3 separate regions of the Homo sapiens genome follow, and regions 1 and 2 are each linked to region 3. A link is a contact called in ENCODE Hi-C data. All regions are on one chromosome and are shown on one strand. Each heading gives the region's core, a stretch centred on a gene start or an enhancer-like site at or near the end of the contact. The rest is flanking DNA. Distances are from core to core; before and after follow the strand shown.

Region 1 (4,351 bases), core at 1,166-3,665, 1.4 Mb after region 3:
CGCCCAGGTCCTCTTCCGGCTGGGCTCTCCGAGCCTTCTAGGGGCGGCTCAAAGCTCATCCTATCAATTACATTTCCCAAGTTGGGCCGGCAAAGATCACCAGAAGATCCTCGGCCTGTCATGTGGTTAAATAAAAAAAGCAAATGTCCCAGATTAACTTTCACTGCACTGCTCCTGCAAACACCTGAGTATTCAATTTTCTAGTTTCCTTAGTTGAAATATTTCTGCTAGCTAGGCTCGCTGGGCGGCTAAAGGGCAAAATAATTAATTATTGCTGAGCCAAACACTGAAGATCGAGTTAAAATCCGGGGTACAGTCCAAAGCGGACAGTTCTTGACATGGGTCCCTGAACGAGTCTCCGGCTATTTCAGGCCTCTCTCATCCGCTTTTCAGCCAAGAGATTCGGAGACGCCCCAGGGCAATTTCGAGATCTGGGGACAGAATCTTCCCAGGAGTGACTCTGCCCCTCCTCCCGCACTCAGTGCCCGCTAGCCCCAAGCTGTCGGCTCTGGGGGTACTGAGGCTGGGACCTGCCTTCGGCGCAGACACCGGCGCGGGGCGTGTGACGGAGCCCGGCGACGACGGCGGGAGCTCCACCGCAGTTTCGTCAGAGGTAAAGGTACGCGCCCGGCGCGCGCGGCGTGTGCACACACACACACACACACACACACACACACACCCGCGCGCGCAACCCGCTCATCACACATTCCCCTCGATCTCGAGAAGCGCAATCACACGCCACTAGCCCCTCCGGCCTCTGCCGCGAACCCACCCGAGCGCGCCCGCCACCGACCACGCGGCCCCGCGGCTCCCCTACGCAGCGGCGTCTGCAGCGGGCCAGGGGCGGCCTGCCTCCCGCGTGGCGGGCTTCCTCTCGGCGACACCCTGCCACGCCACGCCGTCCCAGCCGCCAGCCCGAAGTCGCTGCCCGGAGCTGAACGTCTCGGCTGCGGCGTCCCTTCCAAGTCGCGTTTCACCGCAAGGAGTCAGCTTGCAAGCCTCTCCCCGCCCACCCGGTCCCATGACAGCTGCTGCCGCCCAAAGACAGGCAGATTATAACAAGAAGCAAAGTTTCCCTCTCTCTCCTCCCACCTCCCTCCCCCAATCTCCGCCTTCCCCCTCCCTTCCACTGTTATGCAAAACGGGCCGGCACCGGCGCTCCCACTCCAGGTACCAAACCAGCCCCCGCGAGCCGCGCCCGGTTCCGCCCGGCCGCCCCTCTCCGTGCCCAGGCGTGTGCCAGCACCCGGGGCTCCTCCGAGGTTCCGCCGCATCCTCAGCTTCCCAATGACCCGCAGCCGGGCGCCCAGAGAAAAAGCCCTAACTCTGGAGCCAAACTTTATGCTTGCAACAGGCATTGGGTGGGGAAAATGGGGGAAGGGGTGGGGGCCGCGCACGCCTCGTGCTGACATTTTTGGTGGCTGCTTGTCCCAGCAGCACCCCTCTCCCAGTCTCCAAGCCACCAGCTTCCTCGCTCCCCCGCGCCCCGGCACACCAGAGCACCCTCTCCTGTCACGCGCGTGTCGCCAGTGGGGCTCCCGGGCTCAGCCAGTGCCTGGGACTCCGCCTCGCCTTCCCTTCCCCCTGCATCGTGGAGCGCGCACCGGGGCCGCGCACCGCAGGGGGACCCAGGCGCCCCCAGACAGTCCTTCCGCCCCCATCCAGCCTGGCTTTTCCCCCCAGGGGGCTCCGCCCGATAGCGAAACCAGGAAGACGCTGTCTCCGCCCGCATGTCCACGTGCCCCGCAGACCCTTATGCCTTTAGCCGGCAACTGGCAGGAAACTCCGCGCTGCGGGCGCGGGTAGAAAGCCGCGGGGGGCCAGCAACAGCACTCTGGGGACTACAGCCTGGAGGACTAGGGGACTCCGGAGACCCGGGCATGCACCCGTGCCGGGGCCACAAGTCCACGTGAAAGTACGGCAGCAAGTGCCGGGCGCTGACGGCGCGCCTCCAGCACCCAGCGCCAGCCTGAGGGTACCCCACACCGTGGCGCGCCTCCACCTCCCAAAGGAAGCGCGGTACCCCCCAGTTTTGCCCGCGGGGTGGCAGACTCCAAGCGGCCAAGGCTAGACCCTCCCCAGCGGCCGTAGCGCCCCCAGCGCTCCGGCACGCGCCGGGAGACCTCCGGCTCCCTGCCCCGGTAACGGAGCGCATCGCAGGGCGCCTGGAAGGGGGGCTCTGCAGCCTGGAACCCCCAGTTACCCCAGGGCTCCCACCGCTGCCTCCCGGCCTCCGCGGCTGCAGCTGCGGCCCCCGCAGCTCAGCACCCCTGGCCCCGGGCCCGCAGCCCCAGCCGGCCGTACCTGCGTGTCAGCGAGATAGTTGAGGAAGAAGGAGGAGAGCTCTTCGTCCAGCAGCGCGCCGCAGTCGTTCCCCGCCATCTTCCAGCCGCGGCTGCAGCGTGCGGCGGAGTCAACGCCGAGCCGGCCCGGGGGGAGGGAGCCAGCGAGCGAGCAAGGGAGGAGGGAGGAGGGAGTGAGGCCGGCGGGAGGCGGAGGGCGGAGCTCGAGCCCCCGGCTGCCGCAGGGCCGCTAGCTGCGGGGGCGGGGCCGCGCGGCGCCCGCGGGAGCCGGGGGTCGCTCACCCACTTTCCTGCGCCGTGTCTGGCGCCGCGACCAGCTCACGCAGCCCTCAGCAAGGGGTAAAGCGCAGGCAGCCAGGTGGCGGTGCCCCAGCCAGCAGCCCGATGCCTGCGCAGCAATGCGGGCAGCCCCCGGCTCCTGCCAGAGCGAATCACGTTGCGTTAGCGCTGGGCGGGTCCTGCGAGACAACCTGCTTCTTCTGCACAGCTGGGGAAACTGAGGCTCGAGAAGGAATAGGACCTCGTTCGAAGGCCGGGCGCAGTGGCTCACGCCTGTAATCCCAGCACTTTGGGAGGCCGAGGCGGGTGGATCACCTGAGGTCAGGAGTTTGAGACCAGCCTGGCCAACATGGTGAAACCCCGTCTCTACTGAAAATACAAAAAAAATTAGCCAGGCATGGTGGCGGGCGCCTGTAAGTCACTCTTCATATCCCTCCTGAAAAAAAAAAAAAAAAAAAAATATATATATATATATATATATATGTATGTATGTGTATATATATGTATGTATGTATGTATGTGTATATATGTATGTATGTATGTGTATATATATGTATGTATATATATGTATGTGTATATATATGTATGTATATATATATGTATGTATGTATGTATGTATGTATGTATGTATGTATATACCTAGGACCTCGTTCAAAGCTACAGCGCACATCAGTTGCAGGAAGGGAAAGCTTAGGTCTTACTCCCCTGGAGGACTGTTTCTCTACCCAGGCTACAAGGCCAGAGAAGGAGGGAGAAATACCATAGATCAAAAGCAAAGAAATCAAGGAAGTCTCCTTGGAGGAGGAGGCATTTTTATCTTTTACTTGAAGGGTGCGTTTGCCTATATTCTGTGCTAAACCTGATCATATATCTCTCTCTGCCATCGTCCCCAGCACCCTTCCCCCAAAAAACTCCAATGAGTTCTCTTACCAATGCCCACAATGCATGAAGGGGCTGGGCTCCTGCCAGCCTCCGCAGGCCCGCTCACAACGGGCTTGCCACTCACCTAGTAATCTCTTCGGGGCATCTTTCCCTATTACCCCTTGGACTGTCAAGCCATTTCCTCTCCTTCCACCTCCACCATCATGGGCTCCCTTAGCTCCACCAGCAGGCCTTTTTTCTCTAAAAGCTGGTCACAGTTGCCGTTTTACATTTGTTGCAATGAAGACTTAATCTTTGTATCTCTCCTTACAAGACTCTAACACCATGAAAGCAGGGCCTAAATCTGCTTTTGCACTTGCTGTATCTGCCGTTTCTGGCACATAGTAGGCACTTAATAGATGATGTGTTAACTGAAAAAGCTGGAGAATTTTGATTCTCTGCCACCACCACCACCACACATTATACAGATAAGGAAACTGACTGTCAATGTGTACATGGAGTGACTGCCTGAGCCAGAACCAGAACTCAGACCTCCTGACTCCAACCTTGAACTCTCATCATCATGCCCTGTTGTTTACCAAACAGGAGATGAGGGCACTGCCTGGATGAAGGCAAGAAGGCGGGAAGCTTTAGGTCTGTTTTATTGGGCACGCCTGCCTCCTGCCCTCCTCCCACCCTACACTCATAAGGGCTGCCCCACCCTGCCCACCTAACAAGGGCTCCCTTCCAGCGGGAGAAGGAAATAGAGGGAGAGTCCCCAGCACACCTGCTGAGACTTGAACACCAGGGCAAAAGCTTCCTTCTCCAGTCTGAGGTTCCCAGAACCGCAGGCCGTGATTTCACTCTTTGGGCTTAAGGCCAGTGTGCTTTTAAGGAACAATGCATTC
Region 2 (4,021 bases), core at 800-3,299, 1.1 Mb after region 3:
CCAACCAACATCAGCTCTCTGGTGCTGGGCTAAAAAACAGAGAATCTACTAACAGCTTTTATGTCTAGGAAAAGAGGCATAAAAAACTTAATAACCAGTTCAAGAAGAGTTAGTTTTTTTTGTAGCCAAGTTCTAAATTGGACTTTTACCACAAGTCTCAATCCTTGGAGGGAGAAAGGCTCACAGAAACCACTTGAATTTTACAAGAGGAAATAACATAGTTGCCCCTGAAAATCTGTCAGGAGGAAATTTAGAATTCTGGGAAGAGGCAGTTGTGGTGGTAAATATGGGACTGATACGTGCAGTACAAAGCCCACACACCTCTCATTTAGACCTCACTCCACAAATAAGGTATAATGAGCACTGCATGTGGAGTCAAGAGACCTAAACTCTAACCTTATGATCTCAGAGAAGTCTATTCCACATCCTAAATTTCAACTGTTTCTACTGTGAGAAAAGGATGAACCCAGTGGCTCCTAGTCTTTTGGAGGCAAGAATTCTTTTGACAATGTTGCGAAAGCTTAAAAAAACAAACAACTACAACAACAAAAAACCTCTCCTAGAAATTGCAGACACACTGTATTTCACCTATAATTTTCAGGATATACCCCAGGTAAAGCACACATTATTCCTTAGGTTCTTCCTAGTTCTCTGTCATCTCTAAATGATTCCTCTTCCTATTAAAAACAAAAACTAAACTAACAAAGAAAAACAAAACAAAAACCTACATTCTAACTGCCATAGTGCAACCCAGGAAGAGAACACAGTCTACAACTTGGCTGGGTAAGCAATAGGCCAGTAAAGGATAAGGGAAGCAGTAGTTCAAATCAAGGCTACGTGGGGACTGCGCTTTTTTGCCCTGAATTGACTTCTGGGCGGCTGAAAGCCTTGTGGAGAAGGGCAGTAACTGCAGGAGAGCATCTGTAATGAATGGCATATAGGGTACTAAGCACCCTGCGCAAAACGGGTTAGGAAACACTCATTACAGCCACCTTGGGCTGAGGGCAGGAAGACAACACCCTACGGTTTTGTTTGTTTTATTACCCTGTTCTAAGCCTGAGTACAAGTTTGTTATCAGACTCGAGGCAGCAGTATAGCAATGCAAAAAAAGGCAGGACAATTTAAGGTTAAAAACGAAGGGCTCTAGAGGACAGAAAATCCGGGTTCTAGTACAGACTACACCAGTCGCACCAGCACGGGGACCTCTGACCTTAAGCAATCTACTTACCCTAAGTCTCCGTTATTTCATCTGTAAAACAGAGTTAAGGTCAATACCTGAAATATGCGAGACACTTTCTCTGTCCCATCAGATCCTCCTTGGAATCTCACGAGATTGCCTTTGAGGGCTCAGCCATGGGCCACAGTTTGACTCTGGGCTAGCTCCTTTCCCTCATTCTGGGTCATGAATGAAGCAAGAGCCAAACCAGACAAAGTCTTGGTCAAGCTAAGACGTCTGGGACATCCGAATGTCCCATACGGATTGCGGAAGGAGGACACTAAGGCTCAGTGGCCCTACTTTGTGGAAGACTCAGTAGAGGCTCAGAGAGCCGCAGCATCCAACTCGAGGTCGCCCAGCGGCTCGGCGCGGCCCTCGAAGGCGGGACTTACCCGGAGGAGCGTGCAAGCTGCGCCGCTCACATTCCCGGAGGCGCTTGGCCCGGCGGCTGGACGAGGGGGATGGCTGGCGCACTCGCGCTCCCCGCTGTCGGCGAGAGGCGGCTCCAGTCGTGACAGCAGCAACAAGGAAGTGGAGGCGAGGGCTCGCGCGCGCATCCCGGGGGCTGAAGGAGCCCCGGCCCCGCGGCCCCGCCCGGCGACACACGGCGCGGAGTCGCGACAGCCCCTCTCGCTTCCCCTCCTCGGAGTCGCGATATGGGGTCCTGAAGGGCAAGAATAGGAGCACAGGTTCGCTCCGCAGGCTCCTCACCGATGCCTGCCGAGGGCCCCGGGGGTCAAGCCCCGGGGAGCTCGAGGAAGACGGCAGGGACACGGTCGTCACCGAGGCACCGGTTTGGCGGCTGCACCGGCAGTAGCGGCACACCACGGATCGCCAGGGAGACCCGTCCCGGCGGCCCTCGCGGCGCACCGGAAGCGGTCGGCAGCGCGTGACTGCATGCGACCCCTGGCGCAAGCGCAACAGCCCAGCCCTAGCTTGGGAGCGGACCCACACGAACTGCTCAAAGGCTTGGAGCGGGTCTAGTAAGGCGAACGGACTGCTTCCGGCCAGAGGTCCCGGGCGGAGGAGGAAGCTGTGGCTGCCGGCGGTGGGACGCCCCGGCCGCTCAGCCCCCGGGCACTGCTGTGGGGCGTTCAGGTAACAGGGGCGGGGCTGTGCTGAGCGTGAGGGATCTAGGCCCCGCCTCACCTTTCAGAGCCACGTCGGGCGCTGGGAAGCCTACAATACCACCCTCTCCTCAGCACGACGTTCAAGGCCTGACCTCAGCCTGTCTCAGTCTTTCCCTCTCATTCAGGATCGGGTTCATACGTAGTGCCGCATCAAGTAGCGCCTTCATCACTCCAGTGATCTGCCCTCAATCCGTCTCTCCCACTGGCCCACGAATAGTGATGGTAGTGAGTTCCTGGAGTGACTCAAGCTGAGCTGAATGACCGTATGGAGAGCTTCCGTAAATCAAATAGGGATTGGATTGGATTGTCCTTTCTCTCCAGTGTCACAAGTTGTCCACATTTGTACAAGTTCCCGCACAACCCTCACTGTATTCCAGTCTGCCTACTTCTCTGCATCTACCGCCATCACCAACCTTCTAGCCACCATCATCTCCTGCCTGGACTGATGTAGTTCTCCCCACATCCCCTCTACAATCCATTCTCCACGAAGCAGTCAGATTGATCATTTTGCACTGTAAGTCTGATCAAGTCACTCCCTGCTTAAAACCCTCCAGTGTCTCATTCACTTAAAATAAAATTCAGACGTCTTAGCTTGACCAAGACTTGTCTGATTTGGCTCTTGCTTCATTCTCTTTCTATGTCTCCTCTCAATATTAGTAGTTCCCAGAACCAGCTATATAGCACTCTGTAGTGTTTGGAGTGCTAGCTTTGTTGTGAGCCTCCTGGGTTTGAATCCCAGCCCTGCCACAAGTAAGCAATATTAAGCAAGTAAAGTGCTTAACAAATGAGGTTTACGCAGTAGATCCTCCCACCTCAGTAAATGGCACCATCATCTGCTGGATTCCTCAGTGCTCAAACCAGAAACCTGGGCGTTATCCTTGACTCCTCCTTCACCTCACATCCGGTCCAGCACAGGGCTTGCAAAAACATAGCCCCAGACTGACTACTACTCACCATCTCTCTATTACTACTCTAATCCAAGCCACCATTATCTCATGTGGACTCCTGCTTTTTTCTCTGATACCCTTCCATTCTTTACACAGCAGTCATCTCTCCTTCCTTAAAATCCTTCAATAGCTTCCTATTGCACTCAAATTAACATCCAAACTGTATATGGCCTACTGGTTTAGCCTGCTTTTATCTTCAGATTTAAGGCCATCTCTTAGGAAAATCAACTTTACCCATTAGGTTCTCTACCCTGCAACCAAAAGACTATATTGTAAATCTGATCATGTCATTCCAGAAAAACAAAACCAAAAAACCGTCAAAAGCCTCTTAATGCCCCCAAAGCAAGCTAGAAACCTGACTAGGACTTCCTGTGATTTGGTCCTTGCTTTCTTCTCCAAAGAATTTTTTGTTCCTGACCAGGACATTCTATTTCCTATATAGTATTTCATTGCCTTTCATGTTAAATATTTCCTTTCATCTCATGAGTTCCTATTTGTTTATTCTTTAAGGCCCACCATATTATTCCCTCTTTGAAGTGCACTGCCCATCCATGCTCCATTCCAGTTGATTATCTGCACATTTATGTTCCAGTAGTACTCCGTAACCTCTGATTTAGTTTTCACATGCTCTAGTGTTTGTCTTCCCTGGTAGGCTCCTCAAAGGTGGGCACTATGCTCCATTCATCTCTGTATGGCTGGCATCAAGCATACTGCTTAATACATAGTAC
Region 3 (4,136 bases), core at 54-2,553:
CCTTCTGAATCAAGGCATAAGTGTAATTCTTTTCATAATTAAACTAGAATGAATATCGTTTTGAAGATCTGATAACACCGTTGAATTAACTGAAGGAACCCTAGGAGGTTACAAAGCCTTATAGGAGAATCCCCAGATTAGGTATATAATTTGGGCAAGTATCTGTGTGTGTATTATTGCGAAGTCACAGTTGATTGATGGGTCTCTCTTCTGTAAAATGAGGGTGTGTATTAAACAGTTCCCCAAATCCTTTCCCCTAATTCTTTTTGAGGATGAGGGCCTGTCAATGACTAAGTTTTCAACAGTACCAGTGAAATGGGTCTTTTGCAATAGGTTTTTCATAAAGCTATATTTAGTTTAAAGAGCTGTTCTTTATTCCAAGGTTAGACCTTCCACTTTTTGGAATTAAAATTTAGCTTTCTTTCTTTTTAAAAATAAAAGGATAAGCTTTTAAAAAGCTTTCCTACCCTTAAAGCAAGTTTATGTTCCTTACCGGTCTAGGAAATCCCAGTCTGTTGGGATTATCTAGCCCACATATAAGTAGGTAGGGTGGAAGGCGGCCTCTGGATTTGCCCACCCGGGTTTGAATCTTGATTCAGCCCCTTACTGAGGTCATCTAACCTTTTTGTGACTCAAATATTATTTAAGAAAAGGTAGTAAAACCCACCTCCCTAGCGTGATTGTGCGAAGAAAATAATGCACGCAAAGCATCTACAATGTCTGGAGCAAAGCGTTTACGATGTCTGGGAATCCTTTACAATGTCTGGAGCAAAAAATGTTCGCGGTAGAGTCTTTATGGGTCTTTTCAGCTCGGAATTTCTATAGCTTTGTTAAGAAGAGTCCTGGAGTGCCCTGGACGGAACTCTGGGGGCCTGAGCTCCAGCTCTGGCTTAGGGCCAAATGCTTACGTGCCTTTTGGCAGGTCCCCTCCCTGTTCTGGCCTGTGTTCCCCTCGGCACAAGGAAGGGGCTGGGTGGTCTCTGTGGCTCGCCTCCGCTCTGAAATTCCGGCTTTCAAGGTGGCCCCAGGCCTTCGACAGGGGCTTCCGGCGCTGGGAGTGCGGCAAGGCGCCGCGCAGGCCCGGGACGGTGGCCCCAGGGAAGTCGCTCCTAGAGGGGAAGGCCGCCGAAGGGACGAGAGACACCGCGGGCCCCCGGAACCGCAGGCAGCCGGTGTTTACCTCGCTCGGTCCCACCCCAGGCGGCCGCGGGCCCGCCCGGAGCGCGCGGCGCGATTGGGCGAGTGGCCTGCCAGTCTCCGGGGACTTTCCCAGGGGTGGGGCGGCCCGGCCAGGCCCCCGGCACTTCCTCGTCCTCGGCCCGGGTGCCCTGCCCCCGTCCAGGAGCCCTAGGAGTGCTACGGGGGGCCGGAGCCTTGCCCGGGCCGCTGCCCCGTCCCTGGATTCGGGGCTGGACGCAGCAAGCGGGGCGCTGTGTCCCCAAGCTCCCCGTCCTCGGGTAAGCCGGCCGGCCCGGAGCGGGGATGGAGGGGAGGAAGGGAGGCCAGGCCCAGATCGTCCAGAGCCTCGGTGGCGGCGGGGAGCGAGCTGGGGAAGGTGGCTTGTGCACCCAGGCCCGGCGCGCGGGGTCCCGGGGCGTCTCCGCCAGCGGCCAAGCCGGGCTGAGCCGCTACTCCCTGCTTGGCGCTGGGCCTGGTGGGGGGCGCGCGTGCGCACTGCGCGGGGTAGCACGCCTGGGAACGGCGTGGGGCGGTTGTAGAGAGCGCAGACCCTCCGGGTGCGGGCGGCGCTGCGGCCCTTTGGGTGTCTATCCTGTGGAGACGAGTTGCCTACGCGGCGTCAGGAGTTTTCGTATCAAGTTGTGGAAGCAGTGTACATATGTCACGAGGAGGAAAATAATAATTTTTATTGGGCGCTTTCCAAGTGCTGATCTTAACGCTGTACGTGTATTAGACTCATTTAATTGTCACTTCCATCCTAAACATTAATATTGTTATTATCTCCATTTTATACTTTAGGAAACCGAGGTACTTGGAGCTTGAGGTCACACAGCTGTGAGTTGCAAAGTCAGATATGAACTCAGGCATTTGGCTCCAGAGTTCCTACTATACTATTTCTGTTGAACATATTTTGTATGCACATTGTTGGAGGCATTTGTGTGCATGTGCAGGATGGATGAGTTTCCAGGAGTGCTTCTGGGGATGGAGTATGAAGGCTGAGCTTTCCACTGTAGGACATTTGTGTGCACGTGTGCATTGTACATTCATTGTGCGTACAGGAGCAGATGGGAATTTTGTGCGACTGGGTGAGAGATTGTGTTTTGGTAGGGGGAGGGAGGGACTTTTGTGGATGATGCAGAAGAATCAGCAACGTCCTTCCCCACCCCCTTGCAGAATGACAGTGCAGGGAAATGTGTAGATTCCTAATGCATCATTTTTTTCTCACAGTACGGTCAAAATGGGATTTAATCAGCACTTACTCATTTTCCAAACAATGGGGTGTGATAGAGGGGAATTCGGCATCTGATGAGAGGTCAGAAAAGGGGACTCAGAATGTTTTAAAAAAATCCTTGACAAAGGAGGGTAGAATTGTATTAGGAGGGTAGAATATTAGTACAAACTCAGCATCCCCGTGGTGGTCTCTGTTTTGCAACAGAAGAAACTGAGGCAGTGAAAAAACTGATAATGCTAATAGCTTACTATGTGCCAGGCACAGTGCTTACATTCCGTATCTCATTTAATCTTTTTTTTTTTTTTGAGACAGAGTCTCACTCTGTTACCCAGGCTGGAGTGCAGTGGCACGATCTCGGCTCACGGCAACTTGCCTCCCAGGTTCAAGCGATTCTCCTACCTCAGCCTCCCGAGTAGCTGGGATTACAGGCACTCGCCACCATCCCCGGCTAATTTTTTTGTATTTTGAGTAGAGACAGTTTCACCATGTTGGCCAGGCTGGTCTCAAACTCCTGACCTCAAGTGATCCGCCCGTCTCAGCCTCCTAAAGTGCTGGGATCACAGGTGTGAGCCGCCCCGCCCGGCCTCACTTAATCTTTCTAACAACTCTTAATTTTCAGATGAGGAAACTGAGGCCCAGAGAAGGTTAAGGCTTTCCCAAGACTAGCAACGCTTGAATCCTGGACCCTGTTCCCTTTCCCCTGACCAAGGCTGCTGTCCTGGCTGTGTCCCGGGAAAATAATGTGATCAGGGACTGGCACTTCATGGAAGCACGTGATCATGCCCCTCTGGAAGCTGCCGCTGGGAGTGTGCAGTGTTCTACACGCTTATGTAACCACGTTTGTCTCCCAGCCTTGGGTGTTCCATGGGTATGGCATGGCACTCATGCTGAAGGTTGATGCCTGCCCCTGGATACCCCCACCAGTTTTTTCGGGGCCCCAGGAAGCTGTGGGGTCTGAGTCATACCCTTACCCCCAGTGCTGCCTGTGACTTGGGGCCCGGATGTCCTGGTTGGGTCAGGCCGACCTGATTTGAGAGAGGCAGCGTTGTAGGAGGTTGTTTGTCTGCCTCTCTCTCCAACCCACTGGTTACTGTTTTACTCCTGTACCCGCTGTGATTTGGTCACACCATGCTGGCCTGCTTTTCCCCCTCCAGCAAGCCAAGCTTGTTCTCATCCTTAGGCTTTCATACATGCTGTTCCCTCTGCCCAGGACATCTTTCCCCGTTTTTCCCATGGCTGGTTTTTCCTTATCGATCAAGTCTCAGCTCAAATGTCAGCTCCTCAGAGGGGCCTTCCCTGATCTTTTTATGCAAAGCAGCCCCTTTTTTCACTTTCTGTCACGTTACTATTTTATTTTTCTCATACGTGTATCATGCTATGAAAGAATCTTATTTGCGAATGAGAAAGCATATGTATAGAACTTAGTGTCTGGCAAATTGTTATTTTTAGTGTTTATTTGTTTACTGTCTTTCTCTTTTCCTAGAATAGAAGGGGGTGAGCAGGGACCTCCTTAGTCCTCTCGAGTGTATTTCTGTAGCGGGAGAAGAGTGCCTGGTGGATGGCTCTTCTGAGTTTGTTCAGTGAATGAGTAGAATAATGGCACATTTCACAAATGAGGAAATTAAGGCCTAGAGATGAGAAGGCAGGAGGAGAACCAGAGTGCTCTCCTAGCGCTCTCCCAAGCATCATTTCCTGATGACTCCTGTGCCCAGTGCCATGCAGTGTT

What was found. A loop is a pair of places that touch in the nucleus more often than their neighbours do. Pooled maps may share reads with other maps.
Region 1: a map with no recorded cell type shows a loop between it and region 3 (8-fold over the local background). The contact joins the promoter of PPARGC1B here to the promoter of TNIP1 in region 3. A Hi-C loop is called at or near these places in 2 of 37 single-sample maps with no recorded cell type and 4 of 50 pooled maps.
Region 2: a map of CD8-positive, alpha-beta T cell shows a loop between it and region 3 (6-fold over the local background). The contact joins the promoter of HMGXB3 here to the promoter of TNIP1 in region 3. A Hi-C loop is called at or near these places in 1 of 168 maps with a recorded cell type or tissue (CD8-positive, alpha-beta T cell), 2 of 37 single-sample maps with no recorded cell type and 9 of 50 pooled maps.

The regions. Positions count from the first base shown.
Region 1 is chr5:149,728,374-149,732,724 of GRCh38, reverse strand. PPARGC1B (PPARG coactivator 1 beta) reads right to left here and starts at 2,415. Exons shown (of 12, transcript NM_133263.4): 1 at 2,305-2,415. The coding sequence starts at 2,382. RefSeq lists silencers at 748-977, 1,008-1,097, 1,118-1,167, 1,178-1,277, 2,078-2,757 and enhancers at 1,748-1,797, 1,808-1,927, 2,166-2,816.
Region 2 is chr5:149,998,767-150,002,787 of GRCh38, reverse strand. It overlaps HMGXB3 (HMG-box containing 3), which reads right to left and starts at 2,049. Exons shown (of 20, transcript NM_014983.3): 1 at 1,609-2,049. TIGD6 (tigger transposable element derived 6) reads left to right here and starts at 2,134. Exons shown (of 2, transcript NM_030953.4): 1 at 2,134-2,314. RefSeq lists enhancers at 1,155-1,234, 2,122-2,910 and a silencer at 2,315-2,394.
Region 3 is chr5:151,078,201-151,082,336 of GRCh38, reverse strand. It overlaps TNIP1 (TNFAIP3 interacting protein 1), which reads left to right and starts at 1,303. Exons shown (of 18, transcript NM_006058.5): 1 at 1,303-1,457. RefSeq lists enhancers at 709-768, 483-1,193, cis regulatory regions at 734-1,503, 1,003-1,791 and silencers at 1,069-1,738, 3,424-3,473.